Linked DNA regions of Mus musculus: region 1 is linked to region 2. Evidence: chromatin loops called from intact Hi-C (ENCODE). Cell type or tissue: heart. All regions are shown on one strand.

The links. Hi-C counts contacts between places; a loop is a spot of excess contacts. Peaks named below come from ENCODE experiments on the same cell type or tissue, not always from the same donor. Only the 100,000 strongest peaks of a DNase experiment are listed, where the experiment ranks them.
Region 1: it touches region 2 in a loop (4-fold over the local background); 3 of 42 quality-filtered maps call a loop at or near these places.

The regions. Positions count from the first base shown.
Region 1 is chr17:80,823,093-80,831,092 of GRCm38, forward strand. No RefSeq gene overlaps it. Among named protein-coding and RNA genes, the nearest start is that of Gm33596, 18 kb to the left of the region's middle. In heart, a CTCF peak has its summit at 681 (motif pointing left); DNase peaks (open chromatin) are centred at 2,579 and 3,149; H3K4me3 peaks cover 480 bases; H3K27ac peaks cover 2,181 bases.
Region 2 is chr17:80,748,607-80,756,606 of GRCm38, forward strand. No RefSeq gene overlaps it. Among named protein-coding and RNA genes, the nearest start is that of Map4k3, 25 kb to the left of the region's middle. In heart, no CTCF peak of the experiment used is centred here; a DNase peak (open chromatin) is centred at 4,005; H3K27ac peaks cover 729 bases.

The sequences.
Region 1 (8,000 bases), 74 kb after region 2:
AGGATCCAACCCAGAAGGACTTGGTGCACACAGGCATGGCCAGTCCTTGGATCTCCCAGTTTTAACAGTCGCTCAGTCCTGGCTTTCATGACAGTTCTGAAGAGTACTAGTGGGATGCTTTGAGGATGTCTCCCAATTTGAGGTTGTTTGAGGTTTTCTCCTGATTGGATTAGGGTTGTAAGCATTGGGGGCAGTGTGCATACCATTGTATCAGTGTGCATACCATTGTATCAGTGTGTGTACCATTGTATCAGTGTGTATACCATTGTATCAGTGTGTATACCATTGTATCAGTGTGCATACCATTGTTTCAGTGTGTATAGCACTGTATCAGTGTGTATACCATTGTATCAGTGTGTATACCATTGTATCAGTGTGTATACCATTGTACCAGTGTGTATATCATTGTATCACTGTGTATCATAGTGTATGTCATCATGATTTTATGTCTTTTAAACCCTTCCTCTTCTCCCTCCTTCTCTTCTCTCTGTCTATTCCTGTCTCTTTCAGACAGGGTCTCACTATGTAACTGAAACTGACTTTAAACTCTTAATCCTCCTGCCTCAGCTTCCAAGTCTGGAATTCTAGTCCTGTGACCACCATGCCAAGCATCTGTATTTTTAATGCAGATGGCCTATTACACCCTCTGGAGGCCTTGGTCATTATTGAAACTGAGGAATGAGGAATGAGAAGCTGTGTTGGGTAATATGTGGAAGATGGTCATGGCTTAAAGGCTTGATCCCCAGGGGTCAATGCCAGAGGTGTTGAGGATTTTCAGGAAGTCCAGCTTTATGAGAGAGGCTCAAGTTGGTGGGAGTTGTGCTTTTGAGAGGGAGGTGGGACCTAGTGGTGCGCTCATATCCCTGGTCTTGGCTTGTGATATAGATAGTTTGCTTTGGATGTCCTTCTGTCATGAAATGACATCATTCCCAGACATATTGACATTATTCACAAGTCAATCGGGCCACCTGACCTTGGACTGGATCTTAGCTATGTATATACAGTGGTCTTAACTAGGATGAAACACCAAGCTTAAAGCAAATTGGGAAAGAAAGTGTTTATTTGACTTATAAGGAAGTCAGGACAGGAAGCTGGAGGCAGGAATGGATGCAGAAACCATGGAGGAGTGTTGTTTACTGTCTTTTTCTCCATGGCTTGATCAGTTTGCTCTCTTATAGAACCCAAGACCACCAACCTAGGGGTGACTCCACCCAAAATGGATCAGGCCCTTTCCATTCATCACTAATTAAAAAAAAAAAAACTATAGCTTTGCCTACAACCTGCTTTTAAGGAGGCATTTTCTCAGGGCCTCCACAGAGGTTCCTTCTTCTCAGAAGACGATAGCTTCTGTCAAGCTGACATCAAACAAGCCCACAGGCTCTCAACTTTCCTGGGCCTGTGACCCTTTAACACAGTTCCTCATATTGTGGTGACCCCTCAACCACAAAATTATTTTTGTTGCTACTTTGTAACTGTAGTTTTGCTAGTTGTATGAGTTGCAATGTAAATAGTTGATACACAGGATATCTGATATGCAACCCCCAAAGAGGCTGTGACCCACGGGTTGAGAACCATTGCTCTATGATGGTTAGTGATAGACACACAGGGGAACCGGTTACGGCTTCCTTCTTTGCAGGGTACTGCCAGACAAGATTCAGGAATCCATCACCAAAGATCAGCCTCGGAGGACATGTTGCTTTGATAGCAGAGATCTCAGGATGAGTGATTGCAATTAGCACTTGTTGCTATTTCATACATCCATATAGCTCCAATCTGTGAGTCGAATGATTTGTTCTCTAACGCTGGCTTAGTGTCGCTGTATTGATCTCTCCAACAGTGGTCCAGGAGTGGCTCCCTATGGGCTCTGATACCTTGGGTTTAGGAAGCCTCTGTATTTCACTCACTGACCGGTCGTGGCGCTGCTCTACCCTAAGGAAGAGTTCCATGTGGAGGCCTTGGGCTTGAAAGCAGCTTGCGTTTCTGAGCCCAGACCTTGAGAAGTGCAACTGGGTTCCCAGTGCCAATGTGGAAAGAGCAGCTGCAAAGCAACGAATAGAGAGCAGAGAGAATCTCCTAGGAGGAGAAGGGTGTGGCCCTTAAACACATTTTAGGATTACAGATAAGATTTCTATATCTGGGACTCAGGATGCTGACCCCAGAGCGCTACCGTGATGGGTCCCCTTGCTAATGGAGCTGCAGTTGTAATTGGAGCAACAGGCGCAGGCTGGCAAGGATGCTCTTTGTACTCTGTTTCACTGGTAGGAGTCTACTGTTCTTTGCCCTTGCTGGGTGAGTGGCCAGTGGGATTTAATGATGTGTCACACAGAGTTGTGCCTCAACCCTGGGAAAAGCATTTCAAGAAAATGCTCATCGGCCTTCGGGATCCTTGGACCATTAATATTCTTAATAGTGACAATAAAAGCTGAAGGAACTCTGGTCTCAGCAAGGGTTTCTAGGAGCAGCACAGTAATGAGCCAGCACAGCCCTGCCTGGGTGGTAGGGCCTCCGGGCTCGTGATCCGCCCCTGGCTGGCTGGCTCTCCTTGGTTTTTCCATTTTACCCCACTTCCTGGGCTCTGGTGGAAAGTGCAGAGAACACTCTCTGTGACCTGATACGTACGTCTTGTCAAACAACGATGTGGGAGTGCAGACGGCAGCCAGAGTTGGAAGAGAAGAAGAGAAGAGAAGGCATGTGTGTGTGTGTGTGTGTGTGTGTGTTACATTTCGCCAACAGAAATTACTTCATAACAAGCAGTGACAGAATGTCTGCCCGTGGAGCTCTGCAGAGAGAAGGAAAATTTATTTGGCGTTTGGTTTTTATTTTTTTATTTTTTTCAGCGAGCACAGGCCATTTGAAAGGAGTTGAGAGAAAGAAGAAAAGGAAAGAAATTTAAAGTGCCAAGAATAATCTATGTAGCACTCCCTCCCTCTTCCTGTTCATGTGAAAAGATCTTTCTATTGGGGTAACTCACACCAACCACATCTGGTTTTTCTCCCTGCCTTTTCTGGGCTTCCTGCCCCACCCCCACTCCTGCTTCCCACCCGAGCAATTGTCTAAAGCCCTAGGCAAACCCCAGTACATTGTTGGCCCCCAGAGGCCTCGAGACAATGTACGGTCTCTTTCCCACTCTACATGTGTCTCCCCCCGCCCCCACTTAAGACTGGCTGTCTGACCTTTGTATCTGCCTTATCTCGGCGACCTTGTGAAACATTTGCATCTAAGAATAACCTAGCATGTTATAAACAAATAGACCCAACTCCTGGGAAAGCCTCCCGGGAAGGTCCTTCCTCATTCCTGCCAGGAAACCCAAGCTGGGATGGGAGTCGGCAATAGAACGTGATTTTAGGGTCCCTGGCTGCGTTCAATTTCCCCTCCTGGAGCTTTTCGCTAGAATCTGGCTTCCCTTGACATTTCTCTCAATTTTCAAGGACACCTGGGCCATGGCCAGATATGGGCACCTTGGTTAGGTCACCTGGGCCATGGCCAGAGATGGGCACCCTGATGAGGTCTGGAAGCACAGCAGAGAGTGTGGGTACCCCCTCCAGTCCTGGAGAGCAGAGTTTCTGGGTGGGGTAGGAGAACTATGAATCCCGAGGGATTTGAGGGCACAGTTTTTGTTTTAATTTTAATTTTTTTTTATCTACAACTCTAGCTTCTGTGTTTCTCCTCTTCCTCTTCCTCCTCTGCCTTCTTCCTCTTCCCCTTCTTCCTTCTCTTCTTTGCTCCTTTCATCTTGGAGATCAGTTCTCAAAAGTTGGCCTTGAGCTTAATATGTAGCCAAGCATGCCCTTGAACTTCTGATCTTCCTATATCCTGCTGGGATTACAGGAATGTGCAACCATGAACAGGTTCCTGTAGTGCTGGGGATGGAGTCCAGGGTTTCGTGCTAGGCAAGCATTCTGCCACCAGAACTATGCTCCCAGCTCTTCCCCATTCTCCTTGGCATACGGTAATCTCCGACTCTGAAGCAGAGGCGACAGTAGGAAGAGTGTGCATGCTTATTTGCCTATGATTCTGCCCCCAAATTCAGGGCCGTGACCATTTCTATTCATCACCTTATTAAAGACGCATGTTTCTAGTGTTTTCTAGGGCTCATGCCCACTGCTAGGGAACTCTTTATGGATGGCTAACTTTCTAGAAGATTCAGTGGTGATATCTTTATTTCTGTCTTGAGTGGGTTTCGCACTTCCCATCTTGGCTCTGCATTTGTTGAATAGGGCCATGGGTTACGGGGGGCTCTCTCGCGACCTTGGAAGCGTCCTTTAGATTTTAATAGCTTTCTTGTTGTTTGTAAATTGAGTCTCTTTAAGATGATCTGAAACTGACTTGGTGAAAAAGGTTTGCAGCGTGTAGCCTTTTAAAAGCACGCTGAAGGGCTGGAGGGGTAGCTCAGTGGCGAAGATCGAAGATCAATTGCTGTGCTTCAGAGCATTCAATTCCCAGCACCCACGTGGTGACTCACAGCTGTCTGTAACTCTAGTTCCAGGAGGTCCAGTGCTGTCTTCTGTCTTCTGTGAGCGACGCAGACGCAGACGCAGACGCAGACGCAGACGCAGACGCAGACGCAGACGCAGACGCAGACACACACAGACACACACAGACACACACAGACACACACAGACACACAGTGCGCATACATACATTCAGGCACTATACTCACACCCATAAAATATAAATAAATTCAAAATTTAAAAAGTATGCTAAATGAGTATAAGTACAAGCTGCTTTGAGAAACAAGCAACTCCCTATCTACTTATGCATACCTGGTTTAAAGTATGCAAATCAATAATTTTTTAGTGGAGTTTTGTGTATTCACAATAGTACTGGAAGGAAAAGTCTTCCTCAATTGCCTCCTGCTCTAGGTTTCTGGAGTCTATCAGTGAACATTTGTCACCTACAAGTGCATGGAGCCCTAAAGCCTTAAGTGGTCTAACCCCAGGGACTTGTTAGGTGGCTGGCCATTGTTTAACAACAGTGGCATGGGACCAAGGTCCTTTGTTTCTGAAGGTTAGTTACATAAAATTGTTATTTATTTATGATAAGATAGAGACACAGAAACCGTACCTTAAATCAGCTGGAATGTGGATGCTGATTGAGAGTCCTTCCATCATTAGGGCCCTTTGTTAGGCAAGGGTACTTGACCTCTGGGGCACAAGTTAGGCAATTAAGCTAAAGTCAGACAGAACAAGTGCAGTTCGATGCAGAAAAGACTGAAGCAGCCAACTATTTGTTGGTATAGATCCCAGCCCGGTGGCTGCAGAGATAAGGAGTAAGGATTCATTCAGTCTTATAATTTTCCTCCTCCCCATTAATCTATCTATCTATCTATCTATCTATCTATCTATCTATCTATCTATGAAAACCACAGCACACAGTTTGGCTTATCATAACTTTCCAATTAGCATGAGCTCATTAGCATAGCAAGAATGCGTTGTGAGTTTCAGCCCAAAAGTCATGCAACAGCATGGGTTCTATTTCCATCAAGACGAAGGAAGAGGGAATTCTGAACGTTTTGGTGGGCTCTTCAGAACTACCTCTTCCTTCGTCTTGATGGAAAATTAGATCTAAAAATTAACTTGGAGGGCTGGCAAGATGGCTCAGAGGATAAAGGCACTTGCTGCTTAAGCTGCTGCTACCTGAGTTTGATCTCCAGAACACACAGAGCAGAGAGAGAGAACCAACACTGGAACGTTGTCCTCTTACCTTGTGTGTGCTGTGGTACATGCCCCTCTCAAATAAATGTAAAAACAGTGGTTGACTTTGACTCTCTTATTATTTACTTTATTTATTTATTTATTTATTTATTTATAAATCACTTAATCTGTTGGCATCTCAGTTTCTGGAACAAACCGAGAGTTTATATGAGTTTATATGTGTAAAGACTACACACTCTTGGGTAAGAAAAGAAGATAATAAATGACTTGCCCATGCACTAGTCAGCTTTGCCATAGTCATGACTGTAAAAGGCAAATCTTGATTACTTATAATGTTAATTTCCCTACACTGGTTATTAGGGAACATGGCTCTGTTTTTCAGCTCCCAGTGTCCATTCATTATAGGGCCCAGGTTTGAGACGTCCCTACCCATGGCAGAGGAAGAAAGAAAGGGAGTCTGGGAAAACTTCAGCATTGCCACATCCATGAAGTTTTTGATCCAGTTGGTTAGGTCACTTGTCAAGGACAGTGACATGTAGGCCAGGTGAATCAGTGTGTGCCATGTTTTCTTCCAACAGAGGTCACTCAAGTCATTTGGTGACTGGAGGGCCTTCTAATTCTGTATGGGAAAGCAGAGCCAGCAGTTGGGGAGAACAGTATGTCATAATAGATTTTCCTGTCAATAAAGAGGTATGCAGCAATGGTTCGAGCTTATTCACAAAAGCACGCAGGTCAAGGAAGTTGAATCGTATTCACACAAATCCTTCCTTAGGAAAGTTCAAATCACCATTACTCACAATAACCTAAATGTGGGCTTCAAATGTTCAGCAGTGAATAAAAACTAGGTAGATAAGAAATGTGGGCCAGTCCAAGGGAGCTCTGGTTAGTTCATATTGTTGTTCCTCCTCTGGGGCTGCAAACCCCTTCAGTTCTTTCGGTACTTTCTCTAGCTCCTTCATTGGGGACCCTGTGCTTACCAGTACCCCCAGAGCTCCCTTGGACTAAACCACCAATCAAAACCACATGGTGGGACTCGTGTCTCTATCTGCATATGTAGCAGAGGATGGCCTAGTCAGTCATCAACGGGAGGAGAGGTCCTGTGGAGGTTCTATGCCCCAGTACAGGGGAATGCCAGGGCCAGGAAGCAGGAGTGGGTGGGTTGGGGAGCAGGGGGAGGAGGGAAAGGGATAGGGGATTTTTGGAGGGGAAACAAGGAAAGGGGATAGCATTTGAAATGTAAATAAAGAAAATATCTAATAAATCTATAAGTATGGGGCAAAAAGAAATGTGGACTAGTCAGACAGGCACAGAAAAAAGTAAAATATGATTACTTGCGGCTGAATGTTGAGATGCTGTGTTGAAAGCCTCGTGTCAAGAGGGACCACCATGGTGGTTTGTGTTGTCAGTGTGACCAGATTGAGAGTCATTGCAAAACAAGTCTCTGAGGATGACTGTGAAGGTTTATCTGGATCAGGTTAACTGGAGTGGGAACGCCACTCTAAATGTGGGTGCTCTTCTTGTGTGTGTGTGTGTGTGTGTGTGTGTGTGTGTGTGTGTGTGTGTGTGGTGTGGCTGTTCCAGAACTCAACCTAAGGAGAAAGCGAGCTGAGCACAAGTATTCACTAATATCTGTTTCCTGCCTGTGGACTCCATATCCATCCCTTGTAGGATTCTGCTTGGATGACTTCCCTACCAGGACCGACTGTGCCCTCAAACTAAGACAAAAGCAAGCCTTCCTGCCTATGTTGCTTTCATCACAGCCATGAGAAAATAAGCCAGCCCAACCACATATTGTATGAACTAATTTACATTGGCATTCAAAATAGACAAATCCAGGAAACAGGCTAGTGATGGCTATGGACTGAGGAGTGGGGTACGGGGTAACTGCTTTAGGCATTACAGTTCTTTGTGTGTCTTAGAGAAGTTCTGGAAACGGATGGTGTTAATAACTGGACAACCCTTTTAGTACTGAGACAATGGAGATACAAAAATCTCAAACTAACAAGCTACTTCTTTTTAAGTGAATGTTACAGCATATGAACTATATTTCAATCGGTAAAAATTTCCAAAGTTGGTAGGATTATTAAGAGGTTTTACTTTTTCATGTATTTCTATTCTGCCTGAATTTTAAAATAATGAACAAGTACTATTTTTATGTCAGGAGAGACAGAATGAAGACATCCTAATTAGGGGAAATACGCACAGGAAAAAAAAATCAGTTGTACACTGATAATCCCCTTGACCTTTCATTAGGATGCAATTCAGGTGGCTTGCTCTCAAGTACTTGCAAGTTAAAATCTGAACAGTCTTTGAGTGAGACACTCAAGAAAATCACCACAGAACTGT
Region 2 (8,000 bases):
GCAGCCATAGCTCAAGGAGTTTAAGGAGGGACAGTATGACTAAGGAGGAGGAGGAGCTAAGATGGTGGCAGAGGTCTTAGTAATAAACGTTCTTTAACTGAATCTCTGCATCGTTCTTCCTGGTAAGGAGATTTAAATGCCTCCTGTTCCCTTGGGCCTCCAATCCAGATTCGGATTCTAGAGGAGATTTGTCTCGGATCCACCTGGAGTCGAGGGGAGGCTGGTGCTCTGAGCAGAAGGGGATAAAGAGAAGCTGAGCCGACCAAGACAGCGATGCCATGGAACCTGAGAGCGTTTCCCCAATTCTTTAATTTTAGTGAAATGTTCGTGCACACGTGTAAATGGAGTATGTTCTCCCATCTCTCTCCACCCTACGTCATACGTCCCACTAGTCAATTCCGTGTTCCCTGGGCAGGTTCACTTCTACTTTCCTGTCACATAGTCATACATAACTTTAATATAGCGACTTTCTGATCAATAGAGCATGACTAGCCTTCTTCTTACATTCAAGAAGAAGTATTTCAAGATTCAGAAGCATAGACAGTAAAAAAAAACTATGAATAAGAATATGACTGATGCTTATTATTATTATTATTAATTATTATTATTATTATTAGTAGTAGTATATTTGTATGTGGGGAGTTGGAGAGGCACCTCGGCTATTAAGAGCACTGGCTGCTCTTCCAGAGGTCCTGAGTTGATTCCCAGTACCCATACAACATCTGTATAACCATCTGTAACTCCAGTTCCAGCATCTGACCCCCTCTGCAGGGCTTATTGAACATCAAGCACACAGCATGCTTCTCAGACACACATGCAGCAAAAATACTTTCCTACATAAGGTAAAATAATAAAATAAAATATTTTAAAAAGTATGTGTGTGTCTTTGTGTGTGAGTTGCAGGTAGTAGTGGCACACAACCTTTAATCCCAGCACTTGGGAGGCAGAGGCAGGAGGATCACTGTAAGTCTGAGGCCAGCTTAGTCTACAGGTAAGTTCCAGGACAGCCAAGGATACACAAAGAAACCCCATCTCAAAAAACTTTTTAAAAAAGTGTGTGTGTGTGTGTGTGTGTGTGTGTGTGTGTGTTCAAAGATGCCAGAGGAGAAGCTCCTGTAACTGGAGTAGCAGGCAGTTGTAAGCTGCCTCACGTGGGTGCTAGGAGCGCAACTCAGGTCTTGTAAGAGCAGAACATTCTTTTAGCTTTTAGCCATCGCTCCAGCCCCAAGCATCTCGAACTTTTAATCCCATGTTGCCAAGATCCCTCTCTGGGAGTTGCAGTTCATTATTTTGCCTTGTACCAGACACTTGCTCCCTCAAGTACTAGCAACTCTGCCAATTTTCGGGTCAAAAAAAGATTACCTTATTTTGTTTCCCTTTAATAATAACATTGAAAAATGTCCCATTTGGTGGCCACCACTTATAAGTAAGCACATGCTATGGTGCATTAGATCTTTCTAGAAATCCGTGCGCATTCATTTAATATGTGTTGAATGCTTGTTTTAAGGATATGGCACTGCCTTGCTCTCAAAATGCTCATAATCAAGTTATTGAGATAAACAACTTCAATAGGTTCTGATCTGAGAAAATACTTAAAAATACAGAGTCAAGTAGCTGTTTGGTTGGTAATGAAGATTTCAATAATTCTGTCTTGCTAATGCATCAGATAGAGAGGTGTAGGAGAGGAGATAAGAGAATCAGACTAGAAAGGCGAGTCCAAACCACATCCCACTTGCATATTTAGACAGGTTAAAAAGAATGGTCTTCAGTGTCTGAGGATGATAGAAAACCAAGGTGAGTTCTAAATGATTCACAGTGAAATGAGTATCTTTGTGGTTTGGAAAGCTCCCTTCACACAGGATGGACAGACAGCATTACAAAGGACTATTGATCTAGATAGGGTTTCATTGCTGTGAAGAAATACCATGACCAAGGCAACTCTTATAAAGGACAACATTTAACTGGAGCTGGCTTACAGTGTCGGAGGTTCAGTCCATTATTATCATGGTGGGAAGCATGACAATGTGCAGGCAGACATGGTGCCGGAGAAGTCAAGAGTTCTACATTTTGATCCAAAGACAGCCAGGAGGAGACTCTCTTTTGCACTGGGCAGAGTTTAAGCACTCAAAGCCTACCTATACAGTGACACACTTCCTCCAACAAGGCCACACCTCTTTTTTTTTTAAGATTTATTTATTATTATATCTAAGTACATTGTAGCTGTCTTCAGATGCACTAGAAGAGGGGGTCAGATCTCATTACGGATGGTTGTTAGCCACCATTTGGTTGCTGGGATTTGAACTCAGGACCTTCGGAAGAGCGGTAGGTGCTCTTAACCACTGAGCCATCTCTCCAGCCCCAAGGCCACAGCTCTTAATAGTGTCCCATGGGCCAAGCGTATTCAAACCACCACAGTCATGCTTTATTTGGGATGTGAAGTGTCCTCCAAAAGACTAGTGTGTTGAAGGTTTGGTCCTCACCCAGTAAATCCAATCACTGAGAGGTTATTGGCTCATAAGGGCTCTGGATTAATCAATACATTATACTCTTGTTAGATTAATCGTTTGATAGTGTTACTGGTAAATAGTGGAAGCTCTGGCCGTAGGGTCCAGCTAAAGTATGCCACTGGGGCATGTGTTGAAGGGGTATGTGTCTTATTTGTCTCTGCTCCCTTGGGCACCAAGAGGTGAACAGCTTTACTACAACACACAGGCTTGTCATGATGTTCAGCGTCAGAACTGAGCAAAGACTAAAACCTTTGAAACCATACACCAAAATCAAGTCTCTTCCGCTCGTGTCTCTAGCTGCATATGTAGCAGAAGATGGCCTAATCGGCCATCATTGGGAGGAGAGGCCCCTTGGTATTACAAACTTTATATGCCTCAGTACAGGGGAACACCAGGGCCAAGAAGGGGGAGTGGGTGGGTTTGGGAGCAGGGCAGGGGGAGGGTATAGGGAACTTTCGGGATAGCATTTGAAATGTAAATAAAGAAAATATCTAATAAAAAAAAAGAAAAGCAAAAAAAAAAACCTAAAAAATAAAAAATAAAGTCTCTTCTGTTAGACTGTTTCTTTGTGGAGTTTGTCACAGTGATGAAAAGTCTGACCATACAGGTAATAGTGAAGAGAGATGCCCAGATGGGAAATGGGAAAGGAGCAAGACTGTCCTGACCTTGTAGGATTATAGAAGTGATACTGAGAAATGTCTAAGTTTGAAATGCATCCCTTGTCCCAACCTGGATCTATACAAAGGATTGACAGATGGACTCTGAAATACACTGTGTTGTGATTATAAAAGGATAAAGAAATATAGGAATATGTTCTATGGGGGTGTGGTGAGGTATAGGGGGAGGGGGTGCCTTGGTACGCCCATGCCAAGGCATCCCTTCCCCCTAATGGACCAGTCACACTATGGTATAGTATAGAATAGAGTTTATTCAGGAGATGGGGAGGGGAGGTAAGAGAGTAGTAGAGGCAGAGAAAGGCAGAGAGAAGGAGAGAGTAGAGAAGTCGAGGCCGGATAACCACGTGGGGGGGAAGGGAATGGGGAGCAAGGGGACAAGAGGCAAGGGAGAGAAGCAGGAATGGGGGGGGGAGCAGCCCCTTTTACAGTGGGCCAGGCCTACCTGGCTGCTTCCAGGTAACTGTGGGGGTGGAGTCCAGATAGAATACCAACACACAGCTTATCGCTGTCACTGAGGGAAAAAAAAAGCTACATCGGAGGGTTTAGTGTGAAAGCCAAATGAAGTGCTGTGTACCTCAAGTCCAAGACAGCTGCCTCTGAGGTAAAAGATGGGGTACCACATGGAACTTCCATCATAAATAACTCATTCCCTTGGCTGCTGGAAGCGCCAGAAGCAGACATGCTCAGCAACTAGCCACCAGTGGCTCAAAATTGTGCTCATTTTCCCAGGGATGCCAATACCCAGTGACTCATTAAGAGTAAGGAACAGAAAATCCTGATCTCTTGACCTCAGCATGAGCTAATTTGGAAGCAGAGTTGCTGTACCCTCCCTTAAATAGAGTGTGTCCACATAGGGAGAGGGGCCAGCTTTCAAGCACCTGTGCTGCCTCATCAAAGCAGGAAACATCTGGATAACAATGAATGGTAATGAGGAGCTAGGTCGCTGGGGATTAATATGTTTGCTTATAAATGAGGAAAACAGTCACATATGGAGCCTAGTCTCAGACATGGGTAATTTCAGTGGATGGTAGTACCACTTACTGAGATAAAAGAAACAGGAAGGTCAGGGGAAAATATGAGTTTAGTCTGCGGTCAGACCTGAGGCTAAAAGGCGCTCAGGAGTGTGTCCTGGGGCACTCACTGTCATGCTTCTGTCAGTACACACTGAGGGGCAGCGTCCAGGTCCCGCAAGGCCGATACGGAAGAGAACAGCATGGCTTCTATTATCTTGAGAGACTCCAGAAAATAGAAAAGAGCCAGGATGCAGAAACAGAATCATCAAAAATGCAAGGAAAATGTGGGAATGAAAATTATGATTGGCCGGAGAGATGGCTCAGTGGTTAAGAGCACTGGTTGTTCTTCCAGAGGACCCAGGTTCAATTCCCAGCATTCAGATTGAGGCTCACAACTCTCTCTAACTCCAGTTTCAGGGGCTCTAATGTCCTCTTCTGGCCCCACAGGCACCAGATACACACATAGTGCACACAGGTACACATAGATGAAACACTACACCCATAAAATTAACAAATAAAAAATTAAATTGTAGGCATAGTGGTGTACACTCTTAATCCCAGTTCTTGGGGGCCAAAGGCAGGTGAATTTCTGTGAGTTCTGAGCCAACCTGGTCTATATAGGGTGTTCCAGGCCAGCTAGCCAGCCAGAATTACACAGTGAGACTCTGTCTTAGGAGGAGGAGGAGGAGGAGGAGGAGGAGGAGGAGGAGGAGGAGGAGGAGGAGGAGGAGGAGGAGAAAAGGAGAAAAAAGTGATGTTCTTATGGTTGGTATTCAGATCCAGGACAAGCAGCCTAGGTGAATATTTAACATACCAAAGCAGGTTCTTCCAGTTTCCCTCAGTTTGGACCTATTACAGGGAATGGCTGGCATTCCCTGCCCTCTGCCTTGAACTTTCAAGCCAAGGAATTGGGTCTCCCCTTCCCCAGAAGAAGTCACTCTTCCCTATATAATCCAGATATCTTGCAGGCTCTCGCTCTTGCTCTGCTCTCTCCTCCCACCATTTTCCTTTTCCCTGTGTGTGCATGCTCTATATCTCTTTCTCTTCTCCCTCCCCTCTGTCTCCCTCCCCATGGCAACTTCCCTGACCTTGTTCCTTGAGACATCAAACTTGCCCGAGAGCTGCTTCCCAACGAACCTGTGTCTATCTACTCTAACCTGACTTGAATTGGCTCATTTCACCAGCGGAGGATAATTTATCATCCATAATTCCACATGCCTATAATTCTAGTGCTGGGAAGGCTGAAGCAGTAGGGGCTCAAATCCAAGATGGGGTGATTGGAAAGGGAACAGATCTTCTCTGAGGGCCTTGTTTTCTGCCTGTGAAGTTTGGTCAGGATGGACAGGATTGCCTGTGGGAACAGAGCAGTGACTGTGGTGGTAGGGATAGGATGTCATATGAAATGTGGTTATTACAAAAAAAAAAAAAAAACCATCAGGGCCGAGGGCATGGCTTAGCAGGAAAGGTGCTCGCTGTGCAAGCATGAGGGTCTGGGTGTAGACTCCTAACCACGTTTAAAACTGGGTGCAGTGGAGCATGCCTGAAGCCCAGTTCTGAGGGCTGCAGACAGGCAGATCCCAGGACCTCTCTAGTTAGCCAGTTTAGCCTTAGACAGACAGACAGGTTTAATGGGAAACTCCTTTTCAAAAAAAAATATGGAAAATAATAGTAGAAGATCCCTAACGTGGATACACACACCACGTATATACGTGGACATACAATAATAGTAAAAGTCCAACAACAAATGCTGTATAAGGAAACAGGAATGCTTGCCAGTTGAAAGCCTCGGTGAGCAGGTACATCCCAGAGGGAGGCTAAGAATAGAGGTTGGATCTTCCGAAGTAGAGCAAGGACCCTGTCACCATGAAAGGGGAGACGATAAAGGCTCCTAGGTTCTTCTGAGCTGTATAAGAGGGAGGACATCCTCTGATGAGTCATGGTCTCGTTTCCCTCCGCTTTCCCACCCTGCTTCTTTCCCTTTGATGTTTACAAAGGGACACGTGAGCACACCACGAAGGTGAAGCATACAATAAATAAAGCAGGGACTCTGAGAGGGAAGGACAGAAGGGAGAACCTGGGAGCCTACAAAGGGAGAAGAAAAATGCAAACCCAGCTAGGAGCAAGCAGCCTGGGGCTAGGCTTCTTCAAGCTTTGTTCTAAGTTAGGTTCCTGCTCCAGACGCTTGCTATGGGTCACACACACTCTTGTCTCTGCATCTCTGTCTTCAGCATCTACAACAGAGCCTAGCGTAGTACAGGAGTGAGATAAACATTTGGTGAACGGATGCAGCCCACAGTTGCTGACTCTTTCGATGGATGGTGTGCAAACATTTCTCTCTCTCCTTTCTCCCTCTCCCTTGAAAAGTTTTCAGCGAACGTTTGAACCTGCTGGGGCTTCTTCGGAATACATACAGTCCTATTACTGTCTGCTAGGACTGGCTGCCCGCCTCCCCACCAGGACTCTCTGTTCTCACTGGAAAAGGAGGCACAGCTTGCTCATCAAGAACCTCTTAGAAAGAATGGTACAATCTGGGCTAATTTTTTCTCTCTCGTCTTTCAACCTCATTTCCTAAGTTAGAGAGAGAGAGAAATGTAAGGAATCTTAGGAATATGAAACTTCTCTGGAACGATCTTTATTGAGCTGTGTTTGGAACCAGCTGAAGTTCTGAAGGGCTGCCAAGCCAGGCAAGAATGAAAGAAAAATGTAATATAACTTAAAACAGCCCCTATTCCTTGTCAACATCAGAGAAAGATCACTAAAACAGCTGTGTGTTTTTGATTTGATTTTTATTTTGCCAGAATTTCCCTCCAGCTTAGAACTGTTATAGGATTGCTTTAGATTGAGTTGGAGTAGGAAGAGTGGAGGAATGTGTTGTTTTGGAAGTCCTGTAGTGTGGTCAGCCATCCTCAAGCTTTAGAATTATACAGCTGTTGTACACACTTTGGCTTGTCCTATTAGAATGTCACTGAGGTGTAAGTTTGTTCGTGGTATCTGGGTCTGTCTCCCCAGCTTCTTTGTGGCCTGTGGCTCACCTCTCCAAGGCTTTAACTAAAGGTAAAGGACCATTTTATCTGCTCTTTGATTGCACAGACTGCAATAAAGAACTGCATGGAGTCTACCAGATAAACAGAGGATGTTCACTGTACCAAAAGTTGTCTAGCAATGATATGTATTCCCGGCTTACCCTTTCGCCGTGAACATCTCTTTGGATATCTCCACCTACCAACTGCTGGGACTGGCTTGGCTAGTTACCAAAGTCACCTACAAGGATGGGAGGAGGCAAACTATATGCACTTGTTCTCTCCTTCCTGCTCCATTGGGATGTAACTGGCCCCCACAACCAAACTGGATGTGAAGGAGGAACTGAAACAGATTGGTTCCCAGTCAGTCCCAGTGGGTGTTCAACCCAGAGTAGACCACTCGACTCGCTGTACCCTGGCCTGGCCTAGGGCTTGCTCAGCTGAGTCACAGGCCTCTCAGGAATGCAGCGTGTCTGGAATGCAAAGCAGGGGTGCAGATGTCTCACACAGACCAGAACTTTGCAAGCCCAAGGTCTCTCTCTCATAAAGTAATGGGATCTACACCGAGAGACTAAGGGAACTCTCTTGTGAGACTATGCCGGGGCCTAGCAAACACAGAAGTGGATGCTCACAGTCAGCTAATGGATGGATCACAGGGCTCCCAATGGAGGAGCTAGAGAAAGTACCCAAGGAGCTAAAGGGATCTTCAACCCTATAGGTGGAACAACATTATGAACTAACCAGTACCCCTGAGCTCTTGACTCTAGCTGCATATGTATCAAA